Regions from separate parts of the Homo sapiens genome. Here region 1 is linked to region 2. The links are chromatin loops, found by intact Hi-C in ENCODE. Cell type or tissue: endothelial cell of umbilical vein. All regions are shown on one strand. Links, peaks and the distances in the headings refer to the core of each region. The heading gives the core; the rest is flanking DNA. Region 1 overlaps ERG (ETS transcription factor ERG). Region 2 overlaps ERG (ETS transcription factor ERG).

What was found. A loop is a pair of places that touch in the nucleus more often than their neighbours do. Peaks named below come from ENCODE experiments on the same cell type or tissue, not always from the same donor. Only the 100,000 strongest peaks of a DNase experiment are listed, where the experiment ranks them.
Region 1: it touches region 2 in a loop (4-fold over the local background); 11 of 110 quality-filtered maps call a loop at or near these places.

The regions. Positions count from the first base shown.
Region 1 is chr21:38,484,773-38,493,112 of GRCh38, forward strand. All of the region lies in intron 1 of ERG (ETS transcription factor ERG), which reads right to left. Among named protein-coding and RNA genes, the nearest start is that of ERG, 9.5 kb to the right of the region's middle. In endothelial cell of umbilical vein, for the core only: no CTCF peak of the experiment used is centred there; DNase peaks (open chromatin) are centred at 1,713, 4,029, 6,999, 7,439 and 2 weaker places; H3K4me3 peaks cover 476 bases; H3K27ac peaks cover 7,800 bases.
Region 2 is chr21:38,384,604-38,392,943 of GRCh38, forward strand. It overlaps ERG (ETS transcription factor ERG), which reads right to left. Exons shown (of 10, transcript NM_182918.4): 7 at 7,773-7,841; 8 at 7,056-7,112; 9 at 6,392-6,439. Among named protein-coding and RNA genes, the nearest start is that of LINC01423, 43 kb to the left of the region's middle. In endothelial cell of umbilical vein, for the core only: no CTCF peak of the experiment used is centred there; DNase peaks (open chromatin) are centred at 3,828, 4,688 and 5,518; H3K27ac peaks cover 4,072 bases.

The DNA of each region.
Region 1 (8,340 bases), core at 181-8,180, 100 kb after region 2:
TCTATGGCCTAGTGACATACAGCTGTAGTAACACTGTAGCACAATGCATTTCTCACATGTTTTTGGTGGTGCTGGTGTACAAACCTACTGTGTTGCCAGTTGTATAAAGTATAGCACATACAATTCTGTACAGTACATAATAGTTGATAATGATAATAGTTGACTATGTTATTGGTTTACATATTTACTATACCATACTTTTCATCATTATTTTAGAGTGTACTTTTTCTATTTCCAAAAAAAAAAAAAGTTAATTGTAAAACAGCCTCAGGCAGGTCCTTCAAGAAGGATTCCAAAATAAGGCACTGTTATCGTAGGAGATGACAGCTCCACACAGATTATTGTCCCTGCAGACCTTCCAGTGGCACAGGGACAAGATGTAGAGATGAAAAACAGTGATATTGATGATCCTGACCCTGTGTAGACCTACGCTAATGTATGTGTTTGTGTCTTAGTTTTTAATAAAAAGTTTAGAAAGTTAAAAAAAAAATAGAACAAAGCTTATTGAGTAAGGATATAAAGAATGAAAATATTTCTGTACAACTGAACCACATATTTGTGTTTCAAGCTAAGTGAGTACAAAAGAGTCAAAAAGTTTAAAAAATTAATAAGTAAAAAAAGTTATAGTAATCTAATATGAATTTACTATTGAAGAAATGTTTTAATAAATTTAGTGTAAATATACAGTCTTTTTTTTTTTTTTTTTGAGATGGAGTCTCGCTGTGTCACCAGACTAGAGTGCTGTGGCGCAATCTCAGCTCACTGCAACCTCCAACTCCCTGGTTCAAGGGATTCTCCTCCCTCCGCCTCCCAAGTAGCTGGGATTACAGGCATGCGCCACCATGCCCGGCTAATTTTTGTATTTTTAGTAGAGATGGGGTTTCACTATGTTGGCCAGGATGGTCTCGATCTCCTGACCTCGTGATCCGCCCACCTCGGCCTCCCAAAGTGCTGGGATTACAGGCATGAGCCACCGCGCCTGGCCAATATACAGTGTTTATAAGTCTACAGTAGTAGATAGTGATGTCCTAGGCTTTCACATTCACTAACCACTCACTGATTCACCCAGATCCACAGCCACTTTCCATCCTGCAAGCTCCATTCATGGTAAGTGCCTTATACAGGTGTACAGGTGTATCATTTTTTTCCCTTCTTAATAATAATAATTATTATTATTTTGAGATGGGGTCTCGCTCTGTAGCCCAGGCTGGAGTGCAGAGGCATGATCTCAGCTCACAGCAACCTTTGCCTCCCAGGTTCAAGCAATTCTCCTGCCTCAGCCTCCTGAGTAGCTGGGACTACAGGTGCGTGCCACCATGCCTGGCTAATTTTTTATATTTTTAGTAGAGACGGGATTTCACTGTGTTAGCCAGGATGGTCTCCATCTCCTGACCTCGTGATCTGCCCGCCTCAGCCTCCCAAAGTGCTGGGATTACAGGTGTGAGCCACCGCACCTGGCCTCTACTGCATTATTACTATACCTTTCCCACATTTTGATACATAAAAACCATTGTGTTAAGTGTCACAATTGCCTACAGTATTCAGCCTGGTCACATGCTGCACAGGTTTGTAGCCTAGGAGCACAGGCTACACTTATAGCCTGTAGCCTACGTGTGCAGCCGGCTATGCCATGTACATTTGTGTAAGTGCTCTTTGTGATGTTTGCACGATGAAATCATCTAACAACTCATTTCTCAGAACTGACCGGGCATGGTGATGCATGACTGTGTAGGGAAATACTTTCACCCCTTTAGAAGAAGCTATAAATAACCAGGTATAAATGCAGGATTCCTTTCCAAAGACAAATACTGGAAACAAACACAATCAAGGAAGATAATTGATTACTTCAAAAAAACAATTGAGATATGAGAGTAAATTAAATAAGAAGACTGTGACTAGGATAAGTAACCAATAACAGCCCATAACAGCTAACATTATTATTATTGTTGTTATTATTATGAGATGAGGTATTTTGCCAGGTTGCCCAGGCTGACCTCAGATACTGAGGCTCAAGAGATCCTTTGCTTTGGCTTCCCGAGAAGCTGAAACTACAGGCAGCTGCCAGCATGCCTGGTCTGCAATTTACATCTTTTGTACACTACAGCACGTTACTGTTCAAAGCACATACAAGTATTAAGCTGCTTAATCCTTGCAACACTACCAAGAAGTAGGAGTTATTATCATGACTGACTCTCTTCTACAGATGAGGAAACGAGGCACAGGGAAGTGAAAGGCGTGGTGGGACAGGGACCTGCGGTCTGGATCTGCTTCATATAGAGAAACTGGGTTCTTAAGAAGGAAAATGGGCCTTAATTTCTAAATCGTAACAAGTTCAGCCCTCACTCCTCTTTTTTTTTTTTTTTTCACTATCCTGGAAAAAAAAAAGAAGTGGATAGAAAGGTACTAATAACAATGAGTTTAATTTCTCAAATTTTATTATTCTTTAAAAAGGATACATTGGTACAGGAGTAAAGACAAAAAAAATCAAAAAAGAATCGAGTATTCAAAGACCCTTGATGGTGTAACATCAATTATTTTAATTTTGTTTTTAAAATTTTTATTTTCTAAACTCCTATAATAATTGTTTTTCAAATGGGGAAAAAGAACGAAGTTTTTATTACTGCCTTTCTTTCTACAATATATTATTCAATGGAGATACTGAACCTGTATTTGCTACAGGCTAAAGAAAATAAAATAAAACAATCCCTAGCCAGGCAAGGGAGATTTTCAGAGAGGATGCCAACAGGGTCCTATCCCATCAGGCATCCATGACAAATCTGTCTGCTGTCTGGTCCTGTAGCATCACCCAAATGTGGTTCAGGCAGCACTGGAAACAATACAGACTCAGGAGATCAGGGAAGTCATTTTGCAAAGAAGCAGAAGTGTCAGGAGGTAGCACCTGTAAGGATGAATGCTGGAGCTGTCTCATGGAGTTTCACAGAAAGGTAACAAGCTGCACAATGACTGTCTAGGGGCAACAGATACATAGGAGGAAAGCAGTCTTCATTCAAACAGGATACTGAGATTGACATAGTGTGTCTTCCAACAAGATAAGCAAAAGTATGTGAAGAAATGAGTCCCTAAAGGAAAATATCTCTTTGGGCAATTTCACTTCAATTCAATTTCATGTTAAATACAAAATACATATATTGAATATGTGGATAAAATCACTAGAATATATTCGTGCAATAACATCTACGTGAGACATGACAGCATCTCACCATGTCTGGCAGTCTCTCGGGGTCAAATGCAATCTCTGCCCCCCACCTGGCAGTCATCGGCACTTATGGAATAGGCCAGGCAGAAGGCTCTGTTAGATACTGCCTTCTTCCCTTCGCAATGCACTGTCCCAGACTTCCTGGGGTGAGAGAAGTGATTGTCTATGAGAGCTAGCTTGGAGTGAATGAAAACAGCATTTAAGAGGCTCAGCATTTTCTGATCGCCAAAGGGGGTACCCTTCAACATGAGGTGACCCAGCAATGATTGGCTGCTGAGTTCTTTGAGTATTTTAGGGACCTGCAGGAGATCTGGGTGGAGCTGTGGGTTTCCGTGTGTACAGTGTGTAAACATCACCCTTTGGTGCTTCGCCAGTGCTTAAGGGGCTCCCAGGTGCTATTTATTTTGTTTAGTTTATTGTTCAGTGTTATTGTTTGTTGACTTGATCTATTTTTTTTTCTCCTACAAAGGGGCCAGTCTGCAAGGACACATCCTGTAGATGGCTAATTGATGATGCCCTATTGTTTAGTGTGTGTGCACTGTGGTTTTATTTGCTTCGGTTCAAAGGGCCTAAACAATGCATTCGTTGGAATTTAGTAACTGCTGTAAAATCAGCACAGAGAACAATCTGTGAGCTGATATTTTTTGTACCCAAATCTGGTAATCTCTGCTTGACTAAAGAAAGCAAAATCTAAAATGACCTTTCAACTAACCATAGAAAAGGCCTTCCATTGAATCTCAAAGAGACTTATTTTTCTACCAAATATAAAAACATTCGAATTATGCATCATTTTCCATGATTCAAAGGAGACAGAGGTGCCTACGGGGCATGTTACTCATAGACAAGTCTATTCTAGTCTAATCACGTCCCCTTAAAAATCACCGAGTAGATGACACCGAGGATGAGAACGAGGTACTGTAATCATTACTTTAGAAACTTTATATTTTTACCTGTTTCAAGACAGAATTCTCCTAGAAAATCTGGAGCAACAAGCTTATTCCCCTTGGAGAGGAGATAACGAATAATGGACCACGCATTCGGAGAGAGGAAGTTTCCACTGGGAGCCCTTCCTGCATCAGTGCGTCTCTGGTTGGGCTGGCTATCTGTGTAGGAAGTGAACGCAGGAAGTATCTGTCTACAAACCCTTTATCCTCAAGGTAATTGCTGTAGCAGCATTTTACTGTTTACCAAAGCAGTAAACATGTGATCTAAAAAAAGATGTTTTCCATCTCCAGAAGAACAAGGCTTTAAAAAATGTATACATGTGCTTATTTTGTAACCAGCTTATCAAAATTGGTTACAATAGGCTTGGGCTTTCAACAGTGAGTCCATGAAAACAGCTCTTGGGATGGACAGAGGTACCCTCACAGGGATGCACAAGAAACAAAGAAGTGGCTTCCTTCACTAGAATGCTATCCTAGCAACACACATTTTATGTCTTTTCTCCTAAGACCGGCTTAACCGAGTTCATACTGTTTGGCTTACAAAGAAGGTAAAGTCAACAAAACTATCTATGTTAATTCAGGTTGGTAGAATGAGTAATTCACAAAGTCCAATAACTCATAAAAGTCACTTACATTTGGCCTTGGACAATATTCTTATTTTTACGTGACTATAAATATGCTTCCAGTTTAGGAGTTCACACAAGACAAAGTGAAAAGTTAGAACTCAAAAGGAGATGTGTAGTGGCTGCTTTTGCTGACTTTTGCCTGGCGTAGGCCAAGCCTCCTGGTCCGTCTTTTCCTTTGTTTCTTTATTCCAGATCAAGCTTGCAAACCTGCACCGTCCCAGATTTCCTGGGGTAAGAGAAGTGATTGTCTAGGAGAGGCAGCTTGGAATGAATAAAAACAGGTCCAGGAAGGATCCCTCAGCATTTAAGAGGCTCAGGAGGGGTCCCCCTCATCATCCTTGTTGTCTTTTGTGTTTTTCAAGCCGCCTTCCAGGTGGATAGCGATTGCAATGAGAGAGAAAGAGTATGGAAGGAGAATAAGAAGAATAGGGAGACACAGAAGTTAACAACGCCCTGAATGTCTCCTTCCAGGACCTGCTGTGCAGTGTCCGGTGAACTCACCAGCAAGCATTTCCCAGCCCTGTTTTAAGCAATCTCCAATGCAGATCAGGTGCTCGTGAATAATTGGGAGCTCACTGTGTCTGTCAGAGTTCTTACTTTATAATGAAGAGATAAAAACATGTTCATCACAGGAAAATGGACAAATTGGCTAATTGAAAACAAAATTCAATTCACAAACTGTTGTAGAAATTGAAAAAAAAAAGGTAGGGGGAAATGCTTTTCATAGATTCCCTGATTTTAGTCTTAGAAGAAAAATGTATTTGGCTTGAATGAATAGTAAAATTAACTAACTTTGATTGAGGAGCTTATGTGTGCCATATACAGTTCTGGGCTCTTGCGACTTGGTGAATCTCACTATAACCCTGTGAAGTAGGAACTATCACTCTACCCATTTCACCGATGGAAAAGCCTATCTCCTGTGAGGCTGTGGCTTGCCAAAGGTGAAATGGCCAGGAAGTAGAACAGCCAGGGAGTGAACCCCAAAAGCCAGGTGGGAGCCCATTTCCCCTGCCCACTGCACGAGACCCCTCCCCGGTTTGAAGATCCGATAGGGGCACTGCTGTTAGCTCCCCCTGCGTCCTGGCAGCAGCACAGTCAGCAGATGGTCACTGTGGAGAAGGCGGAGCTGACCACCTCCATTTTCCTATAAGGGAGCTAGGGCCAGGAGAGGTGCGTTCACCTGGGGAAGTCCTGCAGCATCAAACTAAAGCTCCGGGCCACCCTCTCCCAGATGGGCCTCTTTCCACTTCCCCTTGCCAGCAGCTATATCTATGCCTCCCATCCGTTGCACGGAAGATAAGGCCAATCCCTTTTCCACAGAGGCTATTTTAAGGATGCCACGAAGAAATACAGAGTACCAAGTGCCTCCCTGGGCCAAAGATAAAAGTGGGCTGTGCTCTCTGGATTCAACCTTCATGTTTTTGATGCTCTCTGGAAGGTCAGGGAAGGCACACATATCGTATGGATCCAAAGAGGACTACGCAATGCAAAACCACATACTTTTTTTTTCTTTTTAACTTGGAGCAATGTCTTGGGACATCTACCTCAAATTGAGACACAAACTAATTGTGTTGACAGATTCTAAAGTGTTGTTTCAACAGTTTCTTCTTCCTCAAAGGTGAGCATCATGTGCACACTGTCAAAATTAAAAAAAAAAAAAAAAAGACCCAATAAAACCCGATGAAACCCAAAGAGCATGGAGATGAGAAACTCACTGCTGGCTGACGATCTGAATGAATGGCCTTGGGGGGAATGTGAATGTGGAGGTAGCAGAAGGGTCCTGTCTTCAGTGCTGATTCTGTATCAATACTTGGTAAATTTAAAAAACAAAAAAACCAGCAAGGGAGATTTTAAATCATCAAGGCAGAAGGATTTAAAAAGTGGAATGTGTTAAATGCAAGAGTGCGGGATCTTTGCATAAAGTTATTATATTTTCAAAAATTCGACAAGCATTGTTTTTACCAAACGTGTTTAAAGTAACAGCCCTGAGGTTAATGTTATGATTGGATTCTGATGTGGCACTTTAAAAATAAATCATTTTGCTTGGCCTTAGCATTTCTTTTCAAAATGTCTCTGTACTTATCTGTGTACAACAGCAGATTACCGTTCTTCCCAGAGTTTAATTCCATGAACACCCTGCTGAAAGACTTGTTAAGGCCTTATGGAAAACTCTGACCTGCGTGTTCATTATTGACGCCCAAGACGAGTGCAAGGAAGTTGATACTTGGGATGAGGAAATTTAAATCAGCAGCTGATCTGGAATCTGGAAGCACTGCCCCTTGGATCTCGCCAAATATGGAAAGAATTCTTGTCACTGAGCAAATATAGAATTCAGTGCTAGAGTTTTACCTCTTGAATTTTCTAGAACTTTGTTTTGATTAGCCACCTAGAGTATAAGAATTGCTGCCTATGGGATTTTTCCCAGAAGAGTAGATAACATAAAGTAACCAGCGATAATAATTTTCATTATCCAATTATTTCATGTGTCTCCATAACACTTAATACATCATGTTTCTCTGCACAGTAATTCACTATGTACAGCTAGGGTGAATAGCAGGAAAAAAGAGATCAGATGATAAAGAGAAGGGAGACAGATTTGTGTGACTTGTATAAGATACTTCGCCTCTCTAATCCTTTGTCCTTATCTGTAAGAAAGCAGCAGTACCCAGGCTGCTGTGAGGATCACATGAGACATTATGAGAGTTTAGCACAGGACTTGGCACATAACAAGCAGTTATTAGGATGATGTTAGTTTGGATTATGAATTCAAGATACTACAGCTACATTTTTTATACTTTCTTAAACATCAATTTAAGTCAATTTTAATTAACGTTATTTTACTAGGAGAAATGTCTCTAAAAACATAAGAATTCTATTTGAAGTCTACAATGATAATTACATTACTCTGATATCTTAACTTCCTCTTTATGATTTCAAATAATTAAAATTTAAGTTTATGTTTTCAACAAGTGCTTATTGAACCTCTACTCTTTGCCAGTCACTGTTGAGGACACAGAAGAAATGGATAAGATATCACTAAAAACAGCTTCTGCGATATCAGTGGGTATACATAAATTATTCACACTCAACAACAAACACAAGCAAAGCTGGGAGAATGTGCTGACAGGAAAGAAAATGAAGAGTGGGAGAGTGGACAGATGGGAATCGATGTGAAATTTTATAAAACATGTCTTGGCCAAGCTCAGTAGGGGAAATATGTGGAAAGTAAGCTAGACCAAACAGAGAATAAAAGTATAAATAAGAAAAAAAATCCAGAGGTCACAGTGGACCACTAGCCAAAATGGGTTCACAGCAAACAAACAAAAAAATGTAATGAAATACTAAAATTAAAGAAGTACAAATAAAAATGAGATTCTGTTCTTATCTGTCAGAATGGCAAAGATTCAAAGAGTAAAATATTCAGAGTTGTTATGGGTGTAGTGTGGAACTGGTCTCATATGTGGCTAGAAAAAGGGAGAACTGGTATAATCCTTCCAGAGAATAATCTGGTAATTATTTTTTAAATTGGCAAATATTTAAATTTGGCAAAGAC
Region 2 (8,340 bases), core at 205-8,204:
TACTGTTATGTGGATGGCAATAATGACTTAATGCCATTTATATTGGCTAGGTCAAGTAAGATAATAAAAGTTAGATTTAGGAAATGAACTTCTAAAAGTTTATGGAAAAAAATCGAGAATGGAAGTAAACACCATTATTTCTAACATAACATTTTGCTGGCGCTCAGAAAGCAATTCTGTGAAAACTTTTCCTAGAACAGAATTAACCCACTCAAAATGAGGAAGTTTAGGAAAAAAAAAAAAAAAGCTGGCTCTTTTTCAAACCAGATCACCCAGTTCCAGTATTTGGGCAAGCGCATCGTAACGGAAACCAGTGCCTTGCCTGTGTGCTGCAACGCCAATTGTGTTAAGCAGCATTTCCAGAAGAAAAACCCCAACAATGAGTGATTGCAAGTCCCCTTGGGAAGCTGAATGAGACTCTTCCTTTGTCAAAGAGATCACATTTAGCTGGGTGGACAAAGTCAGAATTTTCTTGATTTCATTGAAATCATACAGATACAGCTTTGTTTTATGAAATTCAAAGAAAAATCTAGGCACATCATTCTAGCTGCTATGTTACAATACTTGAAGATAGTTTATGGCTCCCTAGAAGACAGCAGCATGTAAATATTGACAGCAGTATCCGTACCAAGAGAAGCTAAGCTGTGCTGAACATATTTCAGAAGCTTAAGAACAGATGGGAGGTGGGTCTTTCCTCCCAAATTCCAGTTACAGCACTGCCTTAGACTTATTACCAAAAGATTACCTTTTATTATAGTGTAAGTAATATCAATCGATGTGATAAAATGATTAAAGTAACTTTAACTGACATCTACTCAGGGAAGTAATATACTGTAAAAATCAATTTTACGTTCATTTTCTTCTAAATCCTCGCTAGCCTCCTGTACATATCACCCAACTTATAAACTCTGCTTTGCATGTTGGCTACATGGACATGGATATTTTTGTGAATTTATCCATACAATAGCACTGTGAGAAAGGTCAGCTTTTTCTGAATCTATGCTGGAAAGTGCTCATTTTCAGTCTAGCAACACATTTGAAATGTATTAACAGCTTGTAGCTCATTGAAGTGGAAGCCTTTGCTTTTTCAGAACCACATATACAAACTGTTCCCAATCAAGTTTTGTTGCCTCCAACATTTTATTAATATGCATTTAGAAAATACAAAGAATGGTATGAGAAAACCATATGGTCTTAGTATATATATTGTAACCAAAAAATTACAACTTGAAAAAATTCCGTATATGACCTGGGAATAGGAAAAGGCATGGATTTTTGATTTAACAGTCTAACAGATGCTTCAATATAAACACATACGGTTGTTTGAAAATAAATATTCAGCGTCAACTTTCTCCCATAGAGAAAGCAACTCCACAGACCTGCCGAAATCACACTTGGAATCTACTCAAACCTTGGCATTGCCTCTTAGCAATTTGTCCCTCACCCATTTCTCTTATAAACGTGTGTAGGACAGAATCAGTGGACAAAAGTGATCTCATGTCTCTCCTATTTCTGAAGAGTTAGAAAGCAGGGGACCTAAATTTGTGGCAGCAAACTCTATGCCCAAAGGATGGATGAGCTAATTTCTCACTTGACTATTTTACCCAGTAGCCATAAAGACATAGGGCTCAGGACTGTGAGAATTTCAAGGGAGGGTCTATAGAAATAAGAGAACTGTAAGCAAAATTCATCAGCTTTCAAACCTTGAAAGAAACCTGGAAATGCAAAATCAATGAATGTTTAAGTAAATGGTAGAAAGAGTAACATCATGTCAAACTCATTAATTGTTAAATTTAATATTTGTAACAAAATTCGCTGCATTTTGCAGTGTGTAGAACAAAATTTCTCACTGCAAGAATTCTCAAAAATGAACAATGGTTGTTAAAAAATTGTCAGTGGTAAAGGAATTATTCTCAGTCATAAAATTTTAAGAGCAATTTTTAAATTCTTATTTTACTTCCAAAACAATAACATTTAATGTGTGACGAGGTGCATTTTAGAATATAGAATAGAGATTTCCAAACAAGAATGCTTAGGGTTTAGGAAAGCCTAAAAGTGGCTTGGGTCACTCATGGGCCAAACCAGGATTTACAAAGAGAAGTTCTTGAAAGACAAGAGCTTTCATTGAGTAGCATCACCACCTCTACCTTAGGACTCACCTTTCTTGGGTAAACCCTTCAGATCTATTTTTTTTTTTTACTCTCTCTTAATAACATCCTTGCGATGTCAGTAAGGAGGAACTAATTTTTTCTTAGGGTAATTACCAAAATAAAACATATTTGGAGGTAAAAAACAGTGGCAAGCAGCATTGTCCACCTACAGAGAACCCTGTGGGTGAAAGGGAGCGGCTGTGGCTTTTAAGAAGACAGAGGCACTCCTTTAATTTTACAGAGGAAAGTAATCTCCTAATATTGTTAAAAGAAAGGGAGAGAAACAGGGTAGCAAAGGGGTACAGACTGAGCAAAAAAGGGGGAAAAAAAAACTAAACGGTTTACAAACCACAGAGCAAAGCAGAGAGCTGCAGAGTGAGTCAGCAGCTGTGTCTGGTGGAAACAGCATCCTGGTGCAAAGCCCTGCAGCCGTCAGCTGATGAACAAGGGCAGTAAATACAGCCGTGAGGGGCCCCACCAGTACCATGTGGCAGTGGTTTGGGGCCACTTTCTCTAGAAGCCAGGGGTGGTGCAGAAGATCCCGTGTGCATGGCCTGGACCCTCTGCAAGGCAGCAGGTGTGTCCAGCAGGTGTGTCCTGAATGGAAGTCTCTGCCCCGAGGCTCAGTGAGGCTCAGGCACCACTTACTGGAGGGGCAGGAAAGCATGGTGGTAGGGAGCACCAACTTTGGAGTTGCCACTGCTTCAGCTGAATCCTGCCTCTGCCCTTTGTGGGACGTTTGGCAACTCTCGCAGCTCTCTCTGCCTCAGTATCGTCATCTGTAAAGTGGGGGTGATGGTAATAGTACTATCTTGCAAGATCATGGTAAGGATGAACTCAGTACTTGAATGGTCTTGTCAGAATTTCTTTGGGCTGAAAATCAGAGTTTAAGGAAAGATAACACTCCTCTCCTATAGCCAGGAAATGCCTAAAGAAAGAGAAATACTGTTCAATTGGCCTATTGAACCATGAAGAAGCTTGAAACGGTGCTATTCTTGGGCTGACTGATATCCTCTGAAAGCTTACTGTGTGCCATGCACCATTCTAAACGCTTTACATGTATTGGTTTATTTAATCCCCACAGGAATCATGTGATTAGTCCATTGGAGAAGTGACGAAATTGGAGCTTAGAGAGGTAGACTGACTTATTTTGCTTAGCGTTGGCAAGGGTTGAAATCCAGACTCTAGGCTGCCATGCTTAATCACTGCGCAAACTTGCTTTCAGGCCTGGTTTATGCACACCTCTGTAGCCTCCTCAGGTCCTTTCCATGTTGTCCCCTCCCTGGGGGACTCCCACTGGAAGACTGCACACTGCCACCTCCTAACAAATGGGAAAACATCCCTAGCCTGGTCTGTCGTTCTGCAAGAGGCAGGATGTATTTTCATGTGCACCATTGAAGAGTATCCAGTTAGCATCAAGGAAGCCTCTGAACATAACCCACCAAAGCTCTTTCATTAGAGGAACCATGTTAGATAGATTCTCAGCTGCTCTGATGGGATGTAAAGGAGCTGTGTTGCTTATAACCGATCCATGATATCAGAATGCAGGGACACACTGTTCTCAGCAGGAAAAGTGATGTCCAAAGTACACATCAAGTGAATATTTGGGATAGAGATGTTGGGATGCTGACATCATCCTGTGCATTCATACTATATGATGCAATCTTTCCACTTAAAATGATGAAAAGGAATTTGTATTGTATGAAGAGCAAAGACAGCAATTTTTAAGTGATGAAAGATTTATTTATCAGAGAATAGAAAAATAGAATCAAACAGGAAGAAGCATTGTCATTAATACAAAGATAAAAGACATTCTGGTTTCAGGGGAAAAGTTCACATGAGCACAACAGACACAAACCTAAAGATAGATGGAGAGAAAGTCAAATTCATCAGAAACTAAATGAAATAAATCTTTATCTTAAAGTCACTTGCCTGCAAATCAAAGATGGGATGTTGCCATTTTCTCCAGGCCCATTAAGAACAGTCTTAATGGTATGAAGCACAGTCCTCCTTCCCCAGGCCTGTGATGAGTTTCCGGTCTCCTTGCTCTGAGCTCAGGTCCCTCTATCTACAAAGGGCATCCCCGGGCTGCTGGGCCCAGGGCATATGCAGTGTTCCCTTGTGAAAGCTGGCACTTTGCTTAGGAGCAAGTGACTCAGGCCCTATTCTACAAACAAGCCAAGCAGTACCTTTGGGCTGTGACAACGTGGTCATGGACATATATGTTTCATTTGGCCAATGTGTGAGTGCAAAGGCCAGTTTGGTCTTCTTTGGTGCAGCTTGACTCTTTCCTCCTCTTCCTTCCTGACCTCAGATTCATCGCCTGCACCTAAGCAGTTATGACCCTGAAAGGAAATCCTTGCTTTCTATTCTCACAGTCCGCATTTTGTAAGACCTCCTCTTCCCTTCATACTTAGTCAGTGGCAGAGTAGGGCAAGAAAACAAAAGTAGACTTTGCAGACAGAGTCAGGTTTCTAACCTGACCTCCCTTATCATTGGCTGTGTGACACAGGAAAAGTTACTTAACTTCTCTGGACTTCTAATTCCTTTTCTGTAGGATGGAGATAGTAACCTCCCAGGGCTGTTATGAGACACAGAAGGGACCACAGACATTCTATGGGGGGCATTCTGCGGGATGGGAGCTGTTTGATTGTTATTTCACATGATTGTATTAACATTCCCAGAGTGTTTCAGCTTCCGTCATTTTCTTTTTTCTAATCTATCCTGAACATTGCTGCCAGATCAGTCTTCCTGAAGCATGACTGATAATAATCATCTCAAAACATAGTCATTATTTTTATTTGAATGGTTATATGGCAGAGTTGCAAATGAAAAGCTGAGCAGAAGGCTGAGAAGAGACCACAGCCTCAGGAGCCTGGGCTACTAGATGAAAGCCAGCATGAGCAAAAAGGGCCTGTGGCTCTGTGTTTGGGACAATGTTGTAACTACCTGTGTCCATCTCTCCACGGACCAAAAGCACCCTGAGCTAAAGGACTATATCTCATTATCCTTGGCATTCATGTATGCAACAAATAATTATTGAGCACCTAGTCTAGGCCCCAGGCTAACTAGTTTTCTTTAGATTTTCAGCTGTGTAAAAAAAATTCATTGAATTCATTAACATTAACCAAAATTTAACTTCAAAAATACAGATGTTCAATAATGATAACATTTCGTGTTTTCAATGTGTAGATTCTCTTGCAGGGATGTACACTGATTAAATCTTAATTATTCCATTTCGAACCTTATTTTGGCCTCAACGTTTAGGAAATACACATTCCATCTTGTGCTTGCAATATGCCTGTAACATCTTGGCATTTGAATTTGCAGTTGGGAATATGCAGCATAGGCTATGAATTTCTGAAGCTGGTGCCAGCACAGCTGGTTCTGATCTGAATACAAACAAATAAAACTATGTGGTTGGCACTGAAACACTAGGACAGGTGACAAACCTTGGCAATGCACTGGTTACAAATGGGCTAATTAAGAATCTGCACTTTCTTCTAGCATCGAAGTTCAGAAACAGACCATCGAAGATGAGCCTGAATTTGAAGTCTTGTGGTTGTATCAAGGCTCTCTTTTAAAAAATACTAGTTATTTTATCTGCTTGTATAATGGGTTGAATTGTGTTCCCTCAATTCCCTATGTTGAAATCTTAACCCGCAGTATCTAAGAATGTGACCTTTTTTGGAGATAAGATCCTAAATGAGGTAATCAAGTTATAGTAAGGTTATGGGGTAGGTATTCCAACCTGACCAATGTCCTTATGCAAAAGAGGCATTTGGACACAGAGACTGACACACACAGAGAGATGATGATGAGAAGAGACACGAGGAGATGATGGCTATCTGTAAGCCAGGGAGAGCCCCCAGGACAGATCCCTCCCTCACAGCCCTGAGAAGGAACGAAACCTGCCACCATGACACTCTGATTTCAGACTTCCAGCCTCCAGAACTGCGAGACAATAAACTGTTGTTGTTTAAGCCACCTAATCCGTGGTACTTTGTTACAGCAGCCCTAGAAAACTATTACAGCTTGGATTAGGTTATAATGTTCTTTGCTGAAGCTGAAATCTTAATTTATAACCCAACCCATCTTTCCATTAAGGCAAATAATTCAGTGAGACCTAAAACTAAAATCTGTTCAGTTGAAGGAATTTCTCACCAATACCAATTTACTTTTCAAAATAACCACTGCCAAAAAGTAATTTTGTAAGAAGAAAATCATCAGCAGTTTCTCACCTGGATTTGCAAGGCGGCTACTTGTTGGTCCAAGAATCTGATAAGGATCTACAGCAAAAAGAAACAAAGTCAAATCCTAGACATAGTTGTAACATAGTATGATGTGACTTCAGACATAATGCCTGACTTAATTGTTTTTTCAGATTTCAGAGCCGAAAATGTCCTCCAACTCCAAATCAACTGCCTCCACCTCCTCTATGAGAGAAGATGTCACACGGCATCTCAGATGTCTTGCTAGGGGACTCCTAATTGGTGGCAGGGCTTGGATTCAACCCCAGGATCCTGACATATAGCTCAAGGCTCACACCAACCAATGATATAAAGAGGGCAAACATGTGCCAAGCCCCATCAATCCAGGGCCGTGCAGGCTGTGTTGTTTAGGCATGGAAAGTAAAATCTAAAAAATTAATGGATCACAAAGAAGCAGCCTGTGTGCACGTAGAATTTTTTTCCCTATTTATTGCATAGTTGGGGACGTGTTTTAGCACCATCTCAAGTCACCTCGCATGAGTAGGCTGATGACTTGGGCCCTATCTTATGTATGGAGCTGTCGAAAAGAGGCAAACAATCATGTTAATTTCCATTAAAAAGTGAAGCATTTTAGAAATGTGCTGCTGAGCCTGAATCTTCTCTTATGGTTATCCAGACGGCCCCTGAAACATACCTAACTGAGGACGCTGGTCTTCAGTTTTGGGCACTGTGGAAGGAGATGGTTGAGCAGCTGAAAATCCAGAAATACAAAAGGCAATTAGCTATAACAGATTTGGTCACTAGTCTTTGATGTTGTTGCATAATCATTCTATCAGTTAATTTAGTTATTAACATAATAGTCTAACTCAGAAGCATCTCACGGTAAGGAAAAATTTTCCTTTCTGATGAAATCAAATGTAAACACTGTAACAAAAAAAGAGGACATTTCCAATTATTTAAAAAATGGATACCTCCCACTTTTTCCAAAAGTAAAAAAAAAAAAGAATTTGGAATGGCTTACCAAACAGATTACAATAAATCATAGTCTAAGATAAACACATAAAGGGAAACCACCAGTCAAATAAAGTAAAGCCAGGGATACTTTTAAGCATGGCCAAGATTCAGGAAAACACCGATTATTTAATGTGTACTCAAACATCCCATGAAACATGCATTTGTGAAGGTTGACATACACTACATCATTCCTTTATTTTTGTTATGAAAGTCCTGATGACCCAAATGGAGAAAGAATCACTGCAGTGAAAGATCAATTGTACTCTTGTCGTCAATGGAACAAACCCATCACATGTTGCAAAATCACAGATTAACCACAGAAATTATTATATACTCCATCAACAGTCATCCACTGCCTGTGACATGAAACTCAGGGTCATGGGAGCCAACACTGTACCTTTCGACTGGGGCGTGGGGTGGCCGTGACCGGTCCAGGCTGATCTCCTGGGGGGCTCATATGGTAAATCTGTAAAGACAAATAAATTGACTAAAAGATCAATCATGTAATTTTTATAAGAGATGCTTTGGTTTTTTATTTGATTTTGTATTTATTAGAATAAACTTTGTGCAAAAAAATCTGGTAATCCAAAGAAATATCCCACTAGATTTGAGTTTTATTTACAAATTAAAATTTCATATATTATAGTGGTCTAAAATTCTCACCCGTTTGTCTGAAAACTTCCATTGGCAGATTCTCCCAGAGCTTTCCAACTCTTCTAATTTCCTACAACCATAAGTCAAGACCCCAATAAAAGTTTCTTACAATCTAGTTCATCCTGCTTCCACTGGGACTGATCTACATCTGTCTCTTTATTATCTTCATGACTCATCCAAAGCAGAGTCTACAACTTGGATGAACCAGCCCATTTTTGTTTGAGGTCTGTTCCTAAATCAATCAAATGACATTCAGCTTCTTTTTCTTCTTGCATCTCCTGGGAAGTGATCGCTGCCTTATCTTTTTATTT